Linked DNA regions of Homo sapiens: region 1 is linked to region 2. A link is an interaction called in ENCODE POLR2A ChIA-PET data of the cell type or tissue named here. Cell type or tissue: GM12878. All regions are shown on one strand. Links, peaks and the distances in the headings refer to the core of each region. The heading gives the core; the rest is flanking DNA. Region 1 overlaps DYM (dymeclin). Region 2 overlaps DYM (dymeclin).

Region 1 (2,914 bases), core at 176-2,675, 58 kb before region 2:
TCCATTTGATACAAAGAGGATAAACAGTGCAAACGCTTTTATGTTTGACTCTGAAAAATGTGGCATAATTATCTCCTGATTTTTCCATTAGATCCTGCCATCCTGATTGTTCCTTTTTTTTTTATTAATATGGCTCATTTTTCTACAGAAAGTTTGAAGAATTGTCACTTTGGTAGGCTTTTTAATGAATGGAGGGCAGGAGAGAAATAGAAGTGAAATATGTTACAACATGTACAAATGGCTCTTTCTTATATTGCTCCAAATATTTGGGCAATTTGGTTATGCTTTTCTAGATAATTTCACATATTATTAGAAGTTGTTTAATGTTATGTATCAGTTTTCTATGATTGCTGTAACATGTTACCACAAATTTAGTGGCTTAAAACAATGCATTTATTATTTTACAGTTCTGTAGGTTAGAAGTCAAAGTGGGTCTCACTGGCTGTCAACAAGGCTGTGTTCTTCTCTGGAGGTTTCTAGGGGGCATCTATGCCTCTTCCAGCTTCTAGAGGCTGCCACTTTCCTTGGCTTGTGGCGTACCTCCTCTGTCTTCAAAGCCACCAGTGTTGCATCTCTCTGATCATACTTCCATCCTCAAGTCTCTGACCACAAGTGGGAAAGGTTCTCTGCTTTTAAGGACCCATGTAATTAAATCAGGCCCACTTAGCTAATTCAGGATAAATCCCCCCTCGAGGTTCTTAATTTAATCACGCCTGCAAAGTCTCTTTTCCCAGCAACATAATCAGAGCTTCCATGGATTAGTATGTGGACATCTTTGGAGGCTATTATTCTACCTACCACAGTGTATTTTGGAATATTTTGCCGAGACTTAAGAAAGTAGGTGATTTCTTTTGCTGCTGTACATGCAACGAGAGGGCCGTCTTTTACTTAGGATTGTAGATAATGGGAATGGTTAGATCTAGAGAAGACTGTTCATTTTTCCTTTTAGTGAAATATGGGAAATACCTGTGACACTTGTAGTATAGGCTTTGGTAAAATGAGACCTTTAAAAATGATTTAAGTATAAAAGCAATACAGCTCCATGTAAAGTTTTTCTATATTTCGTTTTGGTCTCTTTTTCATATTCATGTCTTAAAACATAGTATATATGTGTAATCAGAGGGCTAACCTGATACTTGACACAGGACACGCTGGGGGCAATGATGGTTCCCATGCCCAGGATGAGAAGGCAGGGACTCTCTGTCCAAGTGGGAGATAAAGGCACCCCCATTTCAGCAGCAAAAGAAGACTCCTAATGAAAGTGAGAGAATATCTTCAGGCAGAATGAACTACTGTGAGATTTGGACTTGAAGCAGCCTCTTCTCAGGTTCTTCTGTGACTCAGCTGGGAATGGTAGAGTGCTGTGAGCCTAGAAGAGCAGAGTGATAAGATGCCCATTGCTGCTTTTCCTTTCTTCGGACAGAGAGAGGACTAATCTTAAAGATTGAAAGGATTTCTGGGAGTCCTCCAGTTTGGTATCCTGTTTCCTAGTGGGTTTCACTTTCCTACTTAGCTGTCAAAGTCCTTACTGTCTCTAGGTGTGAAGGTTCTGGCTTTCTGGTGGTGGTGCACCATTTATCAGGAAATGTGATGGGACTTATTAAATATCTGCTCTTGCCTTTAAGCATTTTTTTTTCTAGTAAGGTTTTTAGCAGAGCTTTATGCTTTGAACTTTGCTTGTAAACAGTTTGTAAGTTATCCTCACATTACTTAATTCTAGACAAAATGAACTAGTGGGGCTGGGAACAACTTTACATATAGGTCTTATTTAGTAAAAGTTTTTGTTTTTTTCATTTCTTAAGGAAGTTTGGTTAGTGATTTTGGTATCTTCTCTGATTTTTATCACATTCTTTAAAAATGCAGGCAATGAAAGTGGCTGAAACTTTCCAATAAGGACATTGGAATAATTATTTTTAAAAAGCTTATCTTTTCTTTTATTGCTCAGTCTTTTGGGCATTTAAAACCTTTTGTCCATCATATGATCGATGACAAATTTCTTTGTTAGGTTGAGTCAGTCACTGAATCTTGACAATTATTCCTTCAAAATATGTCATGCAACCCTCCACCCAGAATACTTTGAAAACCCTACCTGTATCAGTTAGGCTTAGGTTTGGCTATGAATAACAGAGACCTGAAAAATAATAGCTTAAACATATGACTAGTTTGTTTCTTTTGTAAAAGAAGTCCAGAGGTGGACGATTAAAGGCTGGTTTGGCAGCTCTGCTGTCATCAGGAACCCAGCCTCCTTGTAGTTTCTTACACTGTTAACCCTAAAGTATGGCCCTTGATTTCTGGGTCCAAGATGGCTGCTGGAGTTCTAGCTAAAATTTCCATGTTCCTAACAGCAGGATGGAGGAAGGGATAAAGAAGTGACTGTCCACTCTTAGAGACTTAAATATATCTTAGTTGAACAGGAATATGCCTGGTCAAAAAAATGGAGTTCTGTTACTAAAAGGAAGAGAGGACTGGAGATTGGGTAGGGAATTAGCATTTTTTGCTTTTTTTTTTTTGAGACAGTCTGACTCTGTTGCTCAGGCTGGAGTGCAGTGGTGGGATCTCGGCTCACTGCAACCTCTGCCTCCCAGGTTCAAGTGATTCTCCTGCCTCAGCCTCCTGAATAGCTGGGATTACAGGCATGCGCCACCATGCCCGGCTAATTTTTGTACTGTTTTTAGTAGAGTTTTCACCATTTTGCCCAGGCTGTCTCGAACTCCTGACCTCAGGTGATCCACCCACCTCGGCCTCCCAAAGTGCTGGGATTACAGACAGGAGCCACTGCGCCTGGCCTCTGCTCCTTTATAATTAATTTCTCTGAACCCAGACTAACCTACATACTTTTTGAAACTCTAGGTTTGAGTCCTAGTTCTATCATTTATTTGCTTTGGCATGTTACTCAACCTTTTTGAACTTCAGT
Region 2 (2,914 bases), core at 244-2,743:
CAGGCATCCTGCAACAAACAGAGCTCTATGACTCCTTTAGTTAATAAATAATTACCAAGTGGTTTTTTTCTGGCTGAGCCACTGTATCAGACACAGTGGGGGATGTATAAGTGAATGAGATCTTCCTGTTCTCTTGGAGCTTATAATGTGGGCTCTGAAGATGCTTCTGCTCTAAAGTGTTGATTGTTGAACGAGGCAGTGGCAGTGGTGCTGTTTCAGATTGTGGCTGTGTGTTGGGGGATCCAGGCCTGGGGGACATAGTCACAGAATGGCAGGTGCTGGCTGGCTCACCACAGTGGGGAGCTTTCCAGATAATTCTGACAAATCAGACTGCTTCAAAAGGATATGCTCTTTTATATTTGGAAAGAAAGAAATGTCTTTTAGTCTGGGTGCTATGGCTCACACCTGTAATCTCAGCACTTTGGGAGGCCAAGGTGGGTGGATCACCTGAGGTCAGGAGTTCAAGACCAGTCTGGCCAACATGGTGAAACGTCGTCTCTACTAAAAATTCAAAAATTAGCCAGGCGTGGTGGCAAGTGCTTGTAATCCCAGCTACTTGGGAGGCTGAGGCAGGAGGATTGCTTGAGCCTGGGAGGCAGAGGTTGCAGTGAGCCAAGATCACTCACTGCACTCCAGCCTGGGTGATAAAGGAAGACTCCGTCTCAAAAAAAAAAAAAAAAAAAAAAAAAGAAAAATAAAAATAAATGTCTTTTAAAAAATATTTTAACAGAAATTTAAACTTGAGCGGCAGACCTTGCCTTGAGGGCTGGAGACTGGGAAGTGTTTCCTAAGGAGCCAGGGGAAATAATTCTGTCTCCTGGTAATGAAGGTCTGAGTGGTGTCTGACAGTGCCTAACTGCCTGCTCTGTACCAGGCTGGAATACTGTGATGAACAAGGAGCCCACAATCTAGTGGGGGCCATAGACAAGCAACTGGGCAATCTTACTGCTGCGTGCTCAGTTTTATGATTGAGAGCTGTTGGGTGTTGGGGTGGAGAATGGACTTCTTACCTTGTCTTAGGTGAGACCTGATCAAAGAAGGCTTCCTGGAAGGAGTGATGTCCAAACCAACCTCACTAATATACGTTGGAATTAATCCCCTTTTCAGGCTAATACTGTTGTAAAAATAAACCAGAGCCCTGTTTTGGTTTTTGTTTATACCCAAAACAAAAATGGAGAGACTGAACTTGGTATTCCAGCCGTCTAGAATACTTTTCCAGCTTTGTAGTTTGCCATTCCCCTGTGTTGATTAACCACCCCTTCCCAGGGCATGCCAGGCTCTCTGTGACTGCGATGCCTCTGCATGCACTATTCTCTTTGTTCTGCCTGCCTGATGTCTCTTGGCCCTTCAGGAAGAATAGTTACTTCCTCCAGGATAGCCTCTTTGATTCCTTCTATGGTACGTTGAGTGCACATCCTGTGAGCTCACACACAGGGCTGGTTTCATAATTCATACTTCCCCTGTACTGAACTGTCTGTCTGCTTTTTCATTCCTCCATGTAGCCTGGAGGCAGAGGCAGCATCTTTCACGAAGCCTAGCATGTCCTAGGCACCCAAGCACTATTTGCTGATGAACAAATTTAGCAGCTTCGAAGATTACAGCCATATGTGTATAATTGAAACTCTTGGTTCCAGTCAGCTTTAAAAGAGAGTGCCATTGACTGAAGAAAGTGAAATAGATTTTATGCATGTGGTCTAGTTATTAATTTCATAAAGCTTTTTACAATCCTTTGCATTTTATACCTCTTTTACTTTTTGTCTGAGTAACCAATAAACCGAGTAATTCATAGTTCCCATTTCTTGCCAACTACTAATGTGTATCATTAAATCTGACCACAGTGATTTATTAATTAGAAGTCTTCTGGTTGTCAACAAAAATCAGTTTTACTTACTATATGCCAGAAAAAGGGGAAGATGTGATGAAGACACTGGAGTGTCTCATAGAATCCAAGATCAGGAACACACTCAGGCTTCTGGAAGAACTGGTCCCAGGAATTGGAAAGCCATCAGCAATCCTGAGGGTCCTTTCTGTTTATGTCTTTCTTTCTGCAAAGCTTTTACTCATCTTTCTTACTAACTGGCTTTCTCTGCCACTCTGTCGGTAGAGGGTGGCCTCCCACAGCCCTAAACTATGCAGCCAAGTTCTAGCCAAATGGAAAGCCTGTCTTTCCATCTCAATTCTAAATTCTCTAAGACTTGGGCTAGGCTTGGGTTAGATGTCTATCCCTGGACTAGTCAGCTGTGGCCAGGAGCGGAGACATGCTGCACATATCTGTCTGCCTCTGCTCACCTCCGAAAAGTAGGTGGGAAGATAGAAAAAGGGGTAGGGAGGCAGCAGACAGAGAGACAGACAGCAGAGAGACATTGTAAGGCTGGCAGACACCTTATAAATATCTAATATGGTGAGTCTCCATAAACTACTACCCTTAAACTATATCATAGGATCACTTCTAGGTTATTTTGTTAAAAAAAGTCAGTCCTAGGTGAAACTTAAAAAATTTAACTTTAAAAAGACGATATCTTTTAAAATATGCATATAATTTGAGACTCTTAAGGTAACGGGATATTCACTATAGTTAGTAAGTCTTAGCTTTGTGTGTATATATGATTTTTATGCATGACACTCTTTAATTGCTGGGAGGTTCTAGCAGCTCTGTCCAGCAGAAATACAAGATAAGCCACATTTGTAATTTAAGGTTTTCTAGTAGCCACATTGAAAAAGTAAAATGAAAAAGGTGAATTTAATTTTAATGTATTTTATTTAACCCCAGTTTCCCAGATATAATCGTTATATGAATATAAAATTAATGAAATGTTTTACATTCTTTTAAAAACCTTTGAAATATGGTGTGTATTTTATGCTTTAGCAAATCTCAGTTTGGACCATTTCAGGTGGTCAGCAATTACACATGGCT

What was found. ChIA-PET counts read pairs that join two places held together with the same protein. Peaks named below come from ENCODE experiments on the same cell type or tissue, not always from the same donor. Only the 100,000 strongest peaks of a DNase experiment are listed, where the experiment ranks them.
Region 1: POLR2A ChIA-PET joins it to region 2 with 6 read pairs; 2 of 35 experiments call an interaction of 5 or more read pairs at or near these places.

The regions. Positions count from the first base shown.
Region 1 is chr18:49,455,543-49,458,456 of GRCh38, reverse strand. All of the region lies in intron 1 of DYM (dymeclin), which reads left to right. Among named protein-coding and RNA genes, the nearest start is that of DYM, 3.6 kb to the left of the region's middle. In GM12878, for the core only: no CTCF peak of the experiment used is centred there; no DNase peak of the experiment used is centred there; H3K4me3 peaks cover 1,245 bases.
Region 2 is chr18:49,397,710-49,400,623 of GRCh38, reverse strand. The region is part of intron 2 of DYM (dymeclin); the gene reads left to right. Among named protein-coding and RNA genes, the nearest start is that of DYM, 61 kb to the left of the region's middle. In GM12878, for the core only: no CTCF peak of the experiment used is centred there; a DNase peak (open chromatin) is centred at 1,446; H3K4me3 peaks cover 555 bases; H3K27ac peaks cover 1,897 bases.